Linked DNA regions of Mus musculus: region 1 is linked to region 2. The links are chromatin loops, found by intact Hi-C in ENCODE. Cell type or tissue: left cerebral cortex. All regions are shown on one strand. Links, peaks and the distances in the headings refer to the core of each region. The heading gives the core; the rest is flanking DNA.

Evidence for each region. Hi-C counts contacts between places; a loop is a spot of excess contacts. Peaks named below come from ENCODE experiments on the same cell type or tissue, not always from the same donor. Only the 100,000 strongest peaks of a DNase experiment are listed, where the experiment ranks them.
Region 1: it touches region 2 in a loop (4-fold over the local background); 10 of 42 quality-filtered maps call a loop at or near these places.

What each region holds. Positions count from the first base shown.
Region 1 is chr13:41,299,647-41,307,658 of GRCm38, forward strand. No RefSeq gene overlaps it. Among named protein-coding and RNA genes, the nearest start is that of Smim13, 54 kb to the left of the region's middle. In left cerebral cortex, for the core only: a CTCF peak has its summit at 3,233 (motif pointing right); a DNase peak (open chromatin) is centred at 3,236.
Region 2 is chr13:41,355,370-41,363,381 of GRCm38, forward strand. It overlaps Nedd9 (neural precursor cell expressed, developmentally down-regulated gene 9), which reads right to left and starts at 3,632. Exons shown (of 7, transcript NM_017464.5): 1 at 3,484-3,632. The coding sequence starts at 3,495. In left cerebral cortex, for the core only: a CTCF peak has its summit at 3,708; DNase peaks (open chromatin) are centred at 2,844, 3,343, 3,644, 4,237 and 1 more place; H3K4me3 peaks cover 2,786 bases; H3K27ac peaks cover 1,248 bases.

The DNA.
Region 1 (8,012 bases), core at 1,047-6,046, 56 kb before region 2:
GTTGATCCATTAATCAGCCAGCTGACAGATGTGTGGAGCGACTTAAATCATGTGGCATTATGTCCACTAGGGTTATTATACCCTATTACAATGGTTTCTGACCTTCCCAATGCTGTGACACTTTAATACAGTTTCTCATGTGGTGGTGACTCCCAACCATAAAATCATTCCATTGTTACTTCATAGCTGTAATTTGGCTGCTGGTTTGAATTGTAATGTAAATATCTGCTATGTAGGATATCTACCATTTAAGCCCAGAAGGGTCATGATCTACATGTTGAGAACCACTGCCCTATTTACCTATGAACGTTTCAGGCTCTTAACCCCCATCAGTGCAGAAGTGCCATGTACTAATCTAGATGAACTGATCTCCCATCCCAAAGCCTTCTCCACCCATTCTATTCCATCCAATGTGAGTTCCAGGTAAACAGCCTGGCTGCCCATCTCCAGATGGGTTTTATAAGATGTTCCAGCTGTTGTTTCCCTTTACTGTGTCATACCCTTGCTGAGCTTGTGCCATAGCTTGTACGTTTCCTGATTAGCACCCGTGAGGGCTCAGAGCACTTGCTCTTAAGATGACAAGGGCTGCCACACCCTCTCTCAGTCTTCAGCCTGCTGCAGGGACAAAGGCTGACCCATGTCACAGGCATTTAGTTAGCGCTTAGATCCAGCCAGAGCATCTGGGTCTGGATGTTTGCAGGCTCTGATGACACAAGCTTGCATTTGTGAAATTATTAAAGTGGCCGAAGGCATGCCCTGAAAGGAAAAGGAGTAGATCCCACCTCTGTGGACATCTTTGAGAGCAAACTATATTAAAAGATGTTGGTGGTCAGACTTGAGGGGAGGGTAGTACCTCCTTGAAGGCTGACAGGCGATAAGCAAGAGGGAAGTCTGGCTGGGTTTACATTAGACTCTGAAGGAAGCTACAGGGCAAGGCTGGTGTGTGTGCAAATGACAAGGTAGATGCACAGTCTAGGACACTGTACCCCAGTGGGAGAGTGCCTGGGCAGCATGCATGAGGGCATAGGTTCAATCCCAGGTATCAGCCAAAGTGTGGGGGAGGGGAAGAGAGAAAAGAAAGGTGAGAGAGAATGAACTATTCTGCCCAGTCCTCTTGGGGTGGGAGAATTGGCTATGAGTTGCAAGTCCAGCCCCGGCTAGCACTGAACATTTGATTCTGTGTAAGTAGAAGCCACGCCTATGTGCATAATTGCAAGTGACTCAAGGTGTGTGTGGGGTAGCTAAAGAGAAAGTATAAAGAATAATTCAGGTAGAAATGATTAAAGAGAAAAGTTAGAAGTGAGGTGTTCAAACTATGGGGATGGCCAGTACACTGGGCATTGTTGTTGCCTTTGACCTAGATAGTAAGTTAGAGAAAATGGAAATACGTGAGCCATTAGCTACAAAAATCCAATTTCTATAGGAAAATTTTATTTTTAAAAAAGAGAAAAGGCAGATCAATTTCTTAGAAGAAACAAAACACACACACACACACACACACACACACACACACACACACATATATCCTTATAATTTGCTCATGGGTAATAGACCTTTCCTTCTCTGGCTAGCCTTCTGCAGGCTTTCTGTCTATTTTACCTGCTGGTATCCTGGTTCAAAGGCTGTGATGCACAGAAGTCCCGAGATCAAGTGGGTAACAAATGTCCTGGCTGGGTTGAGACAGTGCCTGGGTGATTAACATCAGACTCACATGAAAACTAAATCCAGAGGTAGGCTGGCTCTGCGTATGCCCTCTTTGCAAAGCAATACAAAGAGTCCACCAGGAGCTGTGGATACACTGTTAAGCCTGAACACTGCAAGAAGCCCAAATCCGAGAGTGTCTATTTAGTACTGGCCAGGAGGATGGACACGGGCCAGGTTCATACCCAGGATTCCCAGGAAGTGGCACTGTGCTAGATTAGTCGGGTGCTCATCAAGGCAGAACTCACAAGGTAGGGACATCCCATCTTCATTCAATCAGGGGCAAGCATACACCCTGACATACTAGGAGGTATGTGCCTCCTGCATATATGTGACCAAGCACGTCCTGTGCCGGTGAGGCAACCACCCTTGTTCAAGAGGTGACCCGTCCTTGGGGCTTACAGGTTAACTTTAGCTCTCGCACACACCACATGGAGACTACAGTTATCCAGCTACAGGAGAGGCATCTCTGCTGTCAGCTGTCAGTCTGAAAGTCCTCTGCAGACTCATCTCTTGGAAGCTCAGTAGCAGCACGGTCCCTGTTTGGAAGGCTACAGAGCCTGGCTGTCAGAGCGAGCCTTTGACCTTGTCCCTTGGGTCTATTCTATTTCCTGGTCGTCTGCCATAGTCTTCTCTCCATACCGTCTTTAGTGTGATGGATTGCAGCTCTCTGAAACCATGGTCTTCAACTAAGCTTTCTTCTCTCAAGTTGTTTCTGCTTGATGCAAAAATAACTAACACGTCATGGAAATGTGCTTCCACAAAGGGAAACAATACAGCAATAGCTTATGGGCATCCTGCCCTTTGAAGAGATTTTTGTTTTTATTTATTATATTTAAGGATCTTCTTCCTGGCACTCATGCTGGGTGACTCACGAACACCTGTAATTCTAATTCCAGGGGGTCAGACTCTTGATTCTGGATTGTGTGACACAGATGTATACACAGAAATAAAAGAAAATAAATATATTTAAAGATTCTGCAAAGTCCTATTTGATTTTCAAAAAGTCTCTTCCAATGTGTGTGTGTGTGTGTGTGTGTGTGTGTGTGTGTGTGTGTGTGTAGGGGTTCAGGGGGTGGGGGGAGACACATACAGAGGTGAGATCATTCATTTGTTAGCCAGTCAACAAACATGGAATGAGTTCCTGTGTGAACCACATCAGAAGGCAGAGATAAACTCATGGTCCAAGATGCCTTAGATATGATATATACATCATTATATATATATATATATATATATATATATGTGTGTGTGTGTGTGTGTGTGTGTGTGTGTGTGTGTATGTGTGTGTGTGTGTGTGTGTGTGTGTGTAAATAAAATACTGTTTTATGTGTTTCAGGGGCATTTCAAATTATCCCCAAACCTTGTTTTTCTAGCACTGAGACAAGCGTTCGTTAGCATCGCTATTTCACAGGATGGTTGGTGGAAGAATTGGTTATAACCCACCCCACCTCAGCTTCTCTATTTTCTCACCAGACCACAAGGGGGCCCTGTGTGCAGCATCTCTGAGATGCCTCTCTAGTTTTCCACACTGGACCACGAGGGGGCACCATATATAGTATCCCCGAGAGGGCTCTCAGAGAACACGACTTTAGATGAGCAAAATGCACCAAAGAATTGTTACAGAAGCAAAGGGGTGCTAGTTCTCTGCCCCTGGAGGATAAGGAACTCTTGGGAGCCCCTTCCCAACAGGGTGCGCTGTCTGAAATGGGCCAACACCCCCAGGTTTACCTCGGTCGCCAGCGGCAGAGTGCATGCTACTTTGTTTCTAGCTTGTGTTTCTAGGTACAGGTCTCTACAAGCCCTAGTGTTTCTCGTAGATCTTTTGTTCCCTTCCTTGTTGGTTGCCTTTTGCAAACAGGACTAGCACTAAACCCAAACCCTCTTTTGTCAAACCCTAGGCCCTTGCCTGTGTGGACTGGGTGTCTAGACAGGTTTCACTTTTTTTTTTTTTTGTTTGTTTCATCCTAAAAACACCCCTGCTCCCCTCCCCCAGTCCTTTGCTTTGATACTTCAACCTTGTGCAAGACTCTGAGCTAACTCTCTGTGCCCTTCTAACCAATCCTAAAGTGTCCCATTGGCCACCCGATGTCATTTTGCATAGGGATTGAATTCCCAAAGAGCTTGGATGTTCTCAATCCTGCCCCATCCACACACACCTTTTAGGCAGCTAGATCATAAAAGCGACTCATAAAGTGCCTTCTGAAGGATGGCCGCTAGGATGTGGGCAGGGGTCTGGTGTCTGCCTGTACCCGGGCTGCTGGGTAGGCAGGCCAGTAGAAATTAAGGGAGTGTTTTCATTCAACGGCATTCTTTGCTGACTCTGGTCTCCCTGGAAAACAGTCTGTGAGAAGATAACATAAGATACTCTCTCTGTTAGCTCAGTTTTTCTTAATTATAGTAGTTTGGGAGATGACTTAAATCATGTTCTGAGGCTCTGAAGTGATTTTTTTTTTCTATCCTTCATATTGCAAAGGAATTTTTTGCAACGTAGGTATGAGTATTTGCTGATTTTTCAGTTGTCCCATTTTATCCCCCGTGTTTTTACCTCTATGCACTAAAATCCTTTCGAGGTTGTAATATATGTATATGGGTGAGTGTGTGTGTATGTATATATGTGGGTATATATATATACATATATGTATGTATGTATGTACACACACACACACACATATATATATATGTATATGTATATAATATTTAACTAACCAACCTTCCTTCCTCTAAGTGTTACAGCTCTGAAGGGTATTCTGGCATTCAGGAGCCAAGGAGTACCACAAAAATCACACCGTACAACAAACCTCAGACAACAGATTTATTGGGAAAGACAAGAGGGTGGCCGCTTCTGCTAGTGGAGGAGCAGTTCAGGACTCAGCAGAAGGCAGGGTTTTGTGGGGGGGTGGTGCGGGGGCGGCAGAGCTTTCCAGGGTAGCCAGGGGTTGGAGGAATTATGGGAGGATATACATGTACTGGAAAGTAGACCTTGAGATGTATGTTATAGACATTCATCACACACAACACCACATGCATGCCATGGAACACACACCACATTTACAGGGAACCTGGTGCAGCTTCATGCACGGTCTTAGAGTAATTTGTTACGCAGCCTCTGGGGGACATCTCTTTCAGATCCAGGATAGAGAACAGCGGGCTCACTTCACGTAATAGCAATTGGCCAATCTCACAGCCAATCTATTCTCCGTATCCAGCCTCCCAGAATGCTTCAGGCTGTGGTTTACAGGCATCTGTCATTTCTTCTTTTAAATTTCTTTTTATTTTTGAGATTGTAATTTAATTAGCATGTTTCTCTGGTCCCTTTCCTCCCTCCAGATCCTCCCTCTTCTTCAAACACATGGCCTCTTTTGTCATTAATTGCAAGTGCATGATTTTGGTTTGGGATTTTTTTCCCTCAGGTTAATCCAATAACACTGTTATGTATAGATAATACTTAAACAATTAGTTCACAGATTCACAGATTTTTATTTCTGAATTGTACTGCACCACAGTTTATTTATGCAGTCACCTGTTGAAGACATCTGGGCTGTTTCCACTTTGATATGATTATAATTTAAAAAGAAGTTAATAAGACTTTTTTTTTTTTTTTTACATTTACCGATTTTGTGTGTTGTACGTACACACATTCACACATGCCACAACTTACAGAAGTTGATCCTCCCCTTCCCCCATGTGGGGTCTGGGATCAAATTCAGGTTGTTGGGTTTGGCAACAAGCATTTTTACCTGATGGACTATCTCACTGGTCCCAGAGCAATTGTTTTAAAATTTTTTATAATTTAAAAAGAAAAGAAGAGAAGAGAAGAGAGGAGAGGAGAGGAGAGGAGAAGAGAAGAGAAGAGAAGAGAAGAGAAGAGAAGAGAAGAGAAGAGAAGAGAAGAGAAGAGAAGAGCAGAGCAGAGCAAAGCAAAGCAAAGCAAAGCTGGAGAGAGGGTTCAGTAGTTAAGAGCACTGGCTGCTCTTCCAGAGGACTTGGCTTCAGTTCCCAGAATCCACGAGGAGTCTCAGAACCATTGGCAACTTCAATTACAGGGAATCAGATGCCCTCCCCTCGCCTCCTTGGGCCCCTGGCATCCACATGGTACACACACACACATGCAGGCCAAACGCCCTACACATAACATTTTTAAAAATGACAAAATAATTAGAGGTCTGTTTTAGCATCTCATAAGTATTTAGCGTTAGAACTGCTAGGTTGTATGTCAAGCATCTTCTGTAGTGGCCGTGCCGTTTTATATCCCCTCTAGTGGCATGCTCGAGTTCTGTTCTTATCAATTATTACTGACTTTTTTGTCTACTTATTCTATTTGTTACTGATAGAGAAATGCTCAGATCTCCACTTACCATCACACAGTTGCACGTTTTGCATTCAGCGCTGTTAATTTTTGCTTCTCGTGTTTTGAGGTTTTTGTGATTGGCTTTGTGGATATTTACGAAGGCTTTGCCTTTTTTGTATGCTGATGCACATCACGACATGTGCCTTTTGGCTAGGTGCTGAATTCTACTTGTTATAACACAGCTGTCTTGGCTTTTCTTATCTATAGCTAGAATGTGCATTGCATATTCCTTCCCATTCCTTTGCTGTTATCTGGGAATTTTCACTGAAACGGGGTGTCTTTAAATAGCCTTGCTTTTTTTTAAAAAAAAATGTAATCTAAGATTCTCTTTTTTTTTCCAAAATAATATTCTTATTGGAACTTTCCCATCACTTCTCATTGCTTCCATGTCTACTCCATGACCTTTGTGACCCACCCCTCAAACACAGACAGACAGACAGACAAAACAAGTCTAATCTGAATTGTCCATGTACTTACGGGAACATGGGCAAATTCCCCAAGGCCTGTCCCCTAAAGAAAACTGAGTCCTTCTCTACCTGCACCCCCCCCCCAGAAGCAGCAACCGTGGAGTGCTACACTTCCAGTCATTCTTTATTGGAAGTACTGTGATTACTAACTGAAGAAGAGATTGTCAATGAAGGCTGAATTGTACATACAGTAGTGTATTATTTGATGAGTCTTCACATGTGTGAAACCATCCATAACATCTAGAGAATGAACATTTCTCATCATTTGCCTTCTCCTGGGCAAATCAGTACCTCCCACCCTTCCCTCCCCAGGCAGCTATTGGTATTCTGTCGTTATATATCAGCTTGTAATTTCTTCAAATCCAACTCCAGTTGAGGCTGACTACAAACTCCTGTGTTCATCTCCTATGTGTTGGTGTTATAGGCATGCAATACAACATAGTCTGGTGTGTTCAGTCTCTAAAATCTTGTAGGCCTGGAACTATAGCACTTACTATGGAGTTTTTGGTCATTTGGTCTTTTTTCATCATAGTGATTTTGAAATTTGTCCATGTTGAGTTTTTATTTTGGCTATTAGTGTGTGTGTGTGTGTGTGTGTGTGTGTGTGTGTGTGTGTTTGATAAAGCACTATGATCAAAACTAACTTGGTGAGGAAAGGGTTCTTTGAAGCTTATAGTTGTAATCCATCATGAAGGGCAGTCAGGGCAGGAATCCAAGGCAGGAACCTGGAGGCGGGAACTGAAGCAGAAGCCATGGAGAAGTGCTGTCTGCCGTTCTCATCATAGCTTGCTCAGCCTGCTTTCTTACACACTCCAGAACCATCTGCCCAGGGGTGGTATTACCTACAATGCTCTAGGTCTTCCTGTATCAATCACTAAGAAAAGGGCCCATAGTATTGGCTTCAGTTCAATCTTATGGAGGATTTTCTCAACTGTGATTTTTCTCTTCTCAGATGGCTCTAGCCTGGGTCATGGTCAATACAGCCAACCCAAGACAGGCCTGCTCCTCTGTGTTGGTGGATGGGAATAGCTTGGTGCCTTCACAAAGATGGACCTTTGCTTGTTGCTTTTTTTTTTTTTTTTTGCTATGTATAGAACTGTAATAAGTTATTACATAAGTCTTTGTATATATGCATTTAATTTCTCTTGGTTAAGTTAGAAGAGGATTAATAGATAATGCAGCAGGCAAAGCTTTGGTTTTGATTGGCAGTCCATTTTCCAGTGCATTTCTGCCAGTTCACGTTCTTCCCAGGGCTTATGAGGGTGATATTTTCTTCCTTTCCTCACCAGGTTTTGCAGCTGTTTGTCTCTCCCATCATTGCACTTGGTGTGGTTTTTATTTAGTTTAATTATTTCCCATTCTTATGTCTTATCTTTTGAAGTTTCTTCCTGGAATTCTTGCCTCATTAAAATACTTGTCCCTTCACCCCATGCAACCCCCGGCTGCTGTCTGTAGCACAAGCTCTTTGACTGCAATGAGGCTTGACTTTTTTT
Region 2 (8,012 bases), core at 1,017-6,016:
CATTATCAGCTAAACCAAAGGTCTGCTATAACTTCTCCTTTAAGACAGCTTTGGAAAATAAAAATATTTTCTAAGTTCCTCTCCAGAAGCCTTTGACTGTAGCTTTCTCTTTTCCTTGAGTTTCTTTGCTCTCATTCAATTGGACTACAGGAATCTGAATTCCAGACTATAGGTGTTTTAAAAACTGTATTGCCATATTCTACTATACCTTGTTTTTAAAGTCAAACCATTGAAGAGTGATTTTTTCCCTTTCTTTATATTGACTAGAAAATAGATTAAACTTTGACTGCAGACACTTAAGGGTTCTGAAACTTGGCAAAGCCTCAAAAGTGCCTCAGCCGCAAGAACTCAGTCACGTGCTGCACTTAGTGAACACCTTCCAGGCCTGGGCATGAAGTAGGTTGGGCCTCATTCCAGGCCCACACTATGTGGGCAGGGCTTTCAGGGCTCCAGTTAAAGATGAGGGACTGGAACTAGTCCCTCACCTGCAGAAGAAAGGGCAATATCCTCTGGCAACCTTCATATCCTCCCATCTTCTATTGGACAGGCAAGCCAAGGCCATAGAGGCATAAGGAACATAGGCTCTACATTAAAGGAATTTTATATAGAACATTTTGTTGTTGTTGTGTCTGAGACGAGGTCTCACGATGTAGCCTTGGCTGGCCTGGAACTCATAGGGATCCCCCTGCCTCTGACTCCACAAGAGCCGTGATTAAAGGTGTGTTCCACCATGCCTGGCTTCATTATGTAGAATCTTAACAAAGGAAGTTTGTACAATTCACTGTCATTCAGACAGACTCTTCTCAGAGAAATGGAACCTTAAACACCCATGACAGTCTTTCCACGAACAAACAAAAATGTAAGTAAACTAAAAGCAGACTAGATGTGTACTAAGTGGAAAGATTTACCTAAAGCAATAGCTTGCATTCCACAGCCCTCATAGTTGTAATTGCTGGCTGCCTCGAGCTGTGTATTTTGAGGACAAACTGAGTGGAAGTTGATTGCACCCTGGTTATGAACCCTGAAGTAGCTAAACAAGACCATCTGGTTAACAACAGACAAAAAAGAAAGGAAAAAGAAAAGAGAAAGAAAGAAAAAGAAAGAGAAGCCTTTTAAGCCTGACTTATAAATCTTACAATGATCCATTTTTAAGCCCAAGCTAAATTTATAGTTTATGTGCAACATAGTGTTTAAGAGATAATTCCAGACTCCTGGGTTTTACAATCTAATAATTATCTGGTTTTACTACTTAAGTAGCTCCAATTAAACAAATAAATGCCAACTTCGTATTTCAGTTTGCAGAGTTACCACTGAAACAAAATAGAAGACTGACTATCCTGGGAGAATACTTGGGAGGGAATAGTTCTGAACTTTCTGAGGCCAGAACATACTGGTCTGAGGGATGTTTTAGGGAGTTACAGATGATTTCTGTTTTAGGGTTTGCTTTCCCTTTCCTGGTAGTGTTTAAATCACCAGTATTAGATCAAGATCACTTTTAATCCCATGCTCCTCAGTTGGTGTGTCGGAAAAAACCCATCATTTAACTTCTGTGTGCCACAGTTGCTACTTTGGGAAAATAAGTGTGCCTCGGAGCTAATGGGGAGAGTTAAGTGTGACGGACTTGTATCGCTTTACCCATCATGCCTCTGCTTCAGCATCTCCTACACAGAATGACTAATTCTCTCCTGAAAGACAGTTATCTTTCATTAGCTAAATAGACTTTATGACAGAGGGAAAAGTGGCTCGCTTCTGCTATGGTCAACTCAGGGTGCCCATGTGTGAGTTGTTTACTTGGGGAGCATAGCGTTTTTGCTGGTGAAGTTGTCTACAATAATAATGAGATGATGGTGATGATGGTGATGGTGATGATGATGATAAATAACCATGTATTTCTATTGCTCGGCAAAGTGTTCAACTCTGGGCAGACTCAGCCAAGTGGAAAGCATTCCCCAGTTGCAGTTTCTCACCTGCAGTGTAAATCATCAGTCCCCATGATATTTTCTTTCCATAAAGAGCAAAGCGAAACATGATGAGGTCACTGAACCAAAGTGACTTTAGATGTCGTCACATGTCCTCACCTTCTAGACTACAGCACTCAGAGTTCACACCAGCTATTTAATGTCCCAATGATGGACAGAGTTAATCCTTTCTCTTTTCTCTATAACACTGTCTTGATTCAACAACAGGGAGAATGGGAAGGAAAAAAAAAAAAACAACATTGCAGGCTTGATACCATGTATCCCCATCACTTCCAAAAAGATTCTGTTCCTGCCAGGTAGAAAGCTGCATCATTTCTGACTGACTCCTAGAGCTTTCCTTTCTTCTGCCCCTCCCCATAGATGTACGAAATGGAAAGCTGATAGGAGATGACAATAGATATCTGGGTCTTTAGACTGCTGGAACTTCCCCAACAACTATCACTCATGCTTTGGCTCACAGCTTTTGAACAAGATTTATAGACAGGGAACCAGTGGCTGTTAGCTACAGCCTTCTATCCCAAAGGAAGGGCCAGAGGCTACATACCGCAGAGGGAAGCCAAGTTAGCCCCTAGCTAAGTCAGTTAACTGGCTCTGTTAAGTCACCTTACCAAAACGAATTTTTGAAATGACACAGTCCTTTAAAAGTCGAGGACTCATGTCTCTTCACCATTAAAATTAAAAAAAAAATTTTTTTTTAAAAAAAAGGATCGTAAGTAAGTACCGCCAAGTCATTGCCATGAACTGCTACTGGGCCAAGTCCCTTGGAAACTGCCTCATTAGACGGGATGTGCTGAGCAAGGCATAATCATTTTGCCAAGAGTAACCCCAGAAACCGTGGTGCAAAATGCAGTGGAAAATAGAGCTGCCAAAATTATGAGCAGGACATTCTGTAAGCGTCAGGGAAAATAAGCCAGCCGGAGCCTTCATACTTTCAGACCCGTTCAACCCCAATAAAGAGTTATCCAGAAATGACTAACAGCCATTTATTCATAAGGATGTGGGAATTCTCCATCATCGCGCCTATGATAGTGTCTGGGTTTTTAATCTGCTTCTACCGAAAGGACCTCGAGCAGACAGCTTCCCAGATCAAGTGCTTAAGGCAAAAATCTGAAAAGGTGCTTTTAGAACCTGTCAGAGACTCAGCAGTTCTGACTCTCCTTATTATGGCTCCCCAAGCTGGCTTTGGTCAGGCAGAGACCTGCGACTTGCCTGCTGCGAGGCGAGTTAGACACCCTCTGATCTCTGGCGGCGGCTCCTATGCTAACTCTACTCCACCGCCTTCCGCCACCCACAACAACTTTCAGAACCATGCACCAAGAACTAGTGGATCTGAAAGCGCATGTCTGCTGGCGGTACACCCGGGGGAAGCCTGGAAGCGAGATCAGACGCAGCTCGGCAAAACCAGACACACAAGGGATCCCTGCCCAGTTGTCAAGGTGGGAAAGGCGCCGGCCGGCACAGCTGCCTCTAGCTTCTCAGGAGACGGCGTACAAGGCACTCTTACCTTGTACTTCATCTCGGCGGTGATCTGATGAGCCCTGGTCCTATCGAATCACACAGTGAGTGAGGCACTGCAGAGTCCGCCCCTCCATTGAGCGCTGGGCTGGATGGAAATGAGAAGCCTTCGCCTCCCGCGCACTGCGGAGTCTCTGAGCTCACAGCCCAGATCCAGACCAGCACGGCGCGGGCCTCGTTTGCATACCGCGCCGCCATTGGCTGCTGGTGGCGGTGAAGGTAACGCCTCCACCCCGCCCACCTCTAACTTCTGAAACCCTCCGACAAAGAGCGTGTAATACGATCATTTCTTTTCACGTTATCAAAAGGGCGGAGGAGAAAACAGAAAGTGGGGAGGCGGCCCCAGCCACCCGGAGAAATAAAAATATAAAGAGGAAAGACATAGGAACCAGACAAAGGAGGTACGTTCCTTTTGAGAGTAACCTAAGTTTTAAAGAATCCGAATTCACAAAGCAGTCTGACGATCGCGCTTCCTGTGACCTAGCAACTAGTTCATAAACCCATTTCATTTCAAAGCCATTCACCTTACAATCTCTACATGAAACGAGCTGGAGGAACAAAGGGTTTTCTGTCTCCAGTACCCCCCCCTTTTTTTTTTACTAACCACCCCTGCTGATAGCTCTCTTTCCCTGTCTTTTCTCTTCCCCTTCCCTTTTCTGTGGCTGCTCCCCTCACCCCCAAGTGTTCAAAGTACTTTGCTAAGTCAGTCTGCTAGGAGCTGGAAAACATTTCTTTCTCAATGAAAAGGAACTCACTCATAAGCACCAGGCCTTCCCGGTTCTTCTCACTAGGACCTCCGAGGATAAAGGATAGGTGGGAACCCATGCAGGTTCTATAGAACACACCCGATACATCACGCCTGTCCAGCCAGCACTCTCCTCTTTGACCGCTGGCATTGCCAGATTCCGCTTTTGAACACCGAGGCCTTTTCCTTTTGACCTCTCTCCCCCAAATGACCCATTAGCCCACTCACACTTATTATTCAGGGAGAACGCTTCTGTTTGATAAGCCTGGTTTAAAAAAAAAAAAAAAAAAAAAAAAAAGAACAGCCTCTTTCAGGCAGAGCGCGGGACATGATTTGTAGAGCGGTTCCATTCTGAGATTTCTATAGAGAAAGAGAATCACTCAGGAGAAGACAGGCTTTTCTTTTCCTCGGGCCTCAGGACTTGGAGTATTCAGGACTATCCCCCAGTTGGGATGCATTCCAGCCAGACTGCACGACTCGGGTGGAAAAAAAAAATCAGCTCTTACTTCTTTCCTGACTAAGGTAGTCCAGAATCAGTTTTGCCTCCCCAATCCCCTTCTAAATTTCCAATGGATTAAAACTTTTGAAAATAAATGATTTAAGCCAAAAGCATAGGAGAGCAGATGCCGCATAAAAGTGGTTTCTGGGGGTGGGGGTGGGGGTGGGGGTGGGGTAGGGTTTACATTGACAATTGAATCCACATTTGGCTGCAGCTTGGAGTTTGCTCTACAAGATGTCCCTGGCCACCTTCGTGAAGTTGACATCCCGGTTCAGGCCCCTTCCAGGTCATGGCTTTTACTTCCTGATCTCAAAGCCGAATTGAACCTGTGTGATTCGCAAGGTCTTTTGTACACAGATTAGGCACGAAGCAGATTGCGGTAGCAGGATCATCCTGGCAGCCCTGAAGATTCACACTAGGGACCTATGTTTGTAGGACAAGTCAAATCTTTCTCTCTAGATTTGTCCTGGTTCCCCAGGAGACAGAGATAGCATTCCTTTGACTTCTTCAGCAGCCAGGCTGAATCATGCTTAGATGAGTGGATTAAAGCAAGGCTAACCCATTCAACCTCAACATTGCCAAAGCCTGTGCTAGGCGTTTGTGAAATTGTCTTCTCAGGGTAGATGGCTTGATTCCTATCAGGCAAATCGATACACATTCCTTAACTTTGCAATGCTAGCCTTATAAAATGAGGACATAATAATGTGTACCTGCTAGGGAAGAGAGCTAGGGTTTTCCTTGAGTGTGATAGGAAGCCATCTAAGAATTTTGAGAAAAAAACAATTTCCCTGTTTTTGCCCTTATTATCATGCTGTGATCTCAGTGCAGCCTAAGTAACACAAGTCATTTTGTTTTTATTGGTTATGCTCCCTCTAAACCTTTTGGAGAAACACAAATTCAGTAAATAAAGGAATAGCCCTTTCTGTATTGATTGCCTGAGACGCTGAATGTGAAAAATATGAAAAACTGATTATATAATTAAATTATTCAGGAAACCAGTGGGTTGGTTGGTACCTTTCCAGAACCGCCAAGGACCCTGGGCTCAGTCCCAACCCACGCTCACCAGCATCCTACGAGTAGGTGCCTCTTTGGAGAAAGCCATGCCCAGTTAGACCCTACTGCATCCAGGAGTCAGGGAAATGGCACCCGGTGCTTTCTGAGGGATTTTATTAGTAGCCATTGGACGTTGGTCAGAGCACACATGGAAATCAAGCAAATACTGGAACTGCTTGTGGCTCAGGCAGAACCCAGTGGCTATTTTGTCTGGGTGAAGGAACTAGAGCCCATGAGCAAGGAGGAGAGCCCCCTGGGGAATCAGCAAAGAGAACTCAAAGCTGACACGCAGAGACCTTGAGCCCTCTGGGTGTGATCCTACTAGTCATATGTATGGTAAGCCACTCTCCCGACTCTCCACTCTATTTAGAGATTTCTCTTTAGTTTCCTTCCTCGAAATCTCTCTATCTTCAGCGTTACTACCAGTTCCCTTCCCAGAGGACAGAGGGGATGGCGTTTAGATGGAATTGAACAGTCTCTTATCGATATGCTAACATCTTAGGAAGCAGACACCTTGGTGTGGACTATAATGAGAACTTCGCCAATCCTCGTTTCAGTTTTTTTCCTCCACACCCCAGGCTTATTTATACCTTACTGGCATTGCACAGATGGGTCTTTCTACAGAGAATGCTCTGGCTGCTTGTCCGCTATCAGGCCTAGCTCAACACACTAATGCCTTTGTGTGTGCTGGTCCACAGCCCCCGCCCTGCCCACCTCGCCCTTTCAGAACAAATCTCTCCTTCCCCTGACTGTGCTCCCATTGTACTTGGAACACAGATCTCTTAAAAGTGCCTTTTCCGTGTTTGGATGCTGATGGTGCGTTGACGTCTGTTTCTACAGCTTTGGGTGGGTTCTGGAAGAACAAGGTGATGGCTAGTTGATCTCTCTGTCTCTTTATACCCTGTATGTACTTAAGTCATTGCCCTGTGGATCAGGAAGTAATTCAGAGAACACATGTTTACCTCCAAGTTCGGCCTAGTGCCCAGGAAAGAAATAGAAGAAAATCCTTATGTCTGAGAACACCCTCCAGGTCTCATTTGTTAGCATAGACACAGGATGCGCCTTTTCAGAGCCAATGCCAGGCTGCTGTCAGTCCTGTCTCTGTGAGCCAGGAACAGCATTCACATTGCTAAGTGGCTTGGGAGGAGGCAAAAGAATAACATCTTGAGAGATGTAAAAATTAGGCGTAATTCAAATTTCTGTGTTGTCTATACGAGAAAGTTGTGTTGGCATATTTATGTACAATCTGTTGAGTTGCAAAGCTGGGGCTGAGTGGTTGACCCTGAGTTGGTAAACAGCGCAAAGCTAAAGAACGTATTTATTATAAGATAATACTATAGCCACGCATGGTAGCACATGTCTATAATACCAGCTCACCCAGAAGCACTTGGTAACTTCAAGATCAGAATGGGTGAGCTGAGACCACCCTCTCTTCCCTCCCAAAACAACAAATCTCACAAAAATCAAACAGGTATGACAAATAAAATACTATCATCTGCCTCTCCACAGAAAATGTGCCGCTTATGTTCTAAAATGCTACAAGACTTTTCTGGTTTTGAGTTCAGATCCTTCTACAGCTGAAACAACCCAGAAGCTGGCTGAAGACCAGACCAGAGAAAGCAGGCTGAACAAAGAGGCATGCTAGGACTATGCAATACTACTTCTAGTTTGATGTCACTTATTTAAAAATCTGTACATACGAAATCATCTCAAAAAAATAATGCCCATGATGCTTTTCCATTCTATGTCACGTCTATAAAACCCCCCAAAGACAAGCCACTGAGACTTCTCTTTCAGTACAATGACTTTCCCCAGAGCTTTTTACAGTAGTTGTTTACAGACATTGTCTCCCTTAGCATTTGTCTTGTGGGCCGAATCCAGGAGGTGGATTGTTCTTAGCTTATGTATTACAGCATGGAAACTTCCGGAAAGGTTTGCAGTTCACACGAAGTTACAGGACAGATGAGTGACAGGTTTACAATAGAAACCCAGGCGGGCTCCTTCCTGGGTTGGTGTAGCCCTCACAAAAGAGCGACAGTGCCCATCAGGCTTCTTCTCAGCACAATTATCTGAGCCCTGCTGATTGTTTCTTTAAGGGTAAGTCTACAGCTCAGTGGAGGACTAGGCATATGGTGATGCTGTCAAATAGTGTAAACATACACACATGCACACACATACAAACACACACACACATACACAAACACACACACATACAAACACA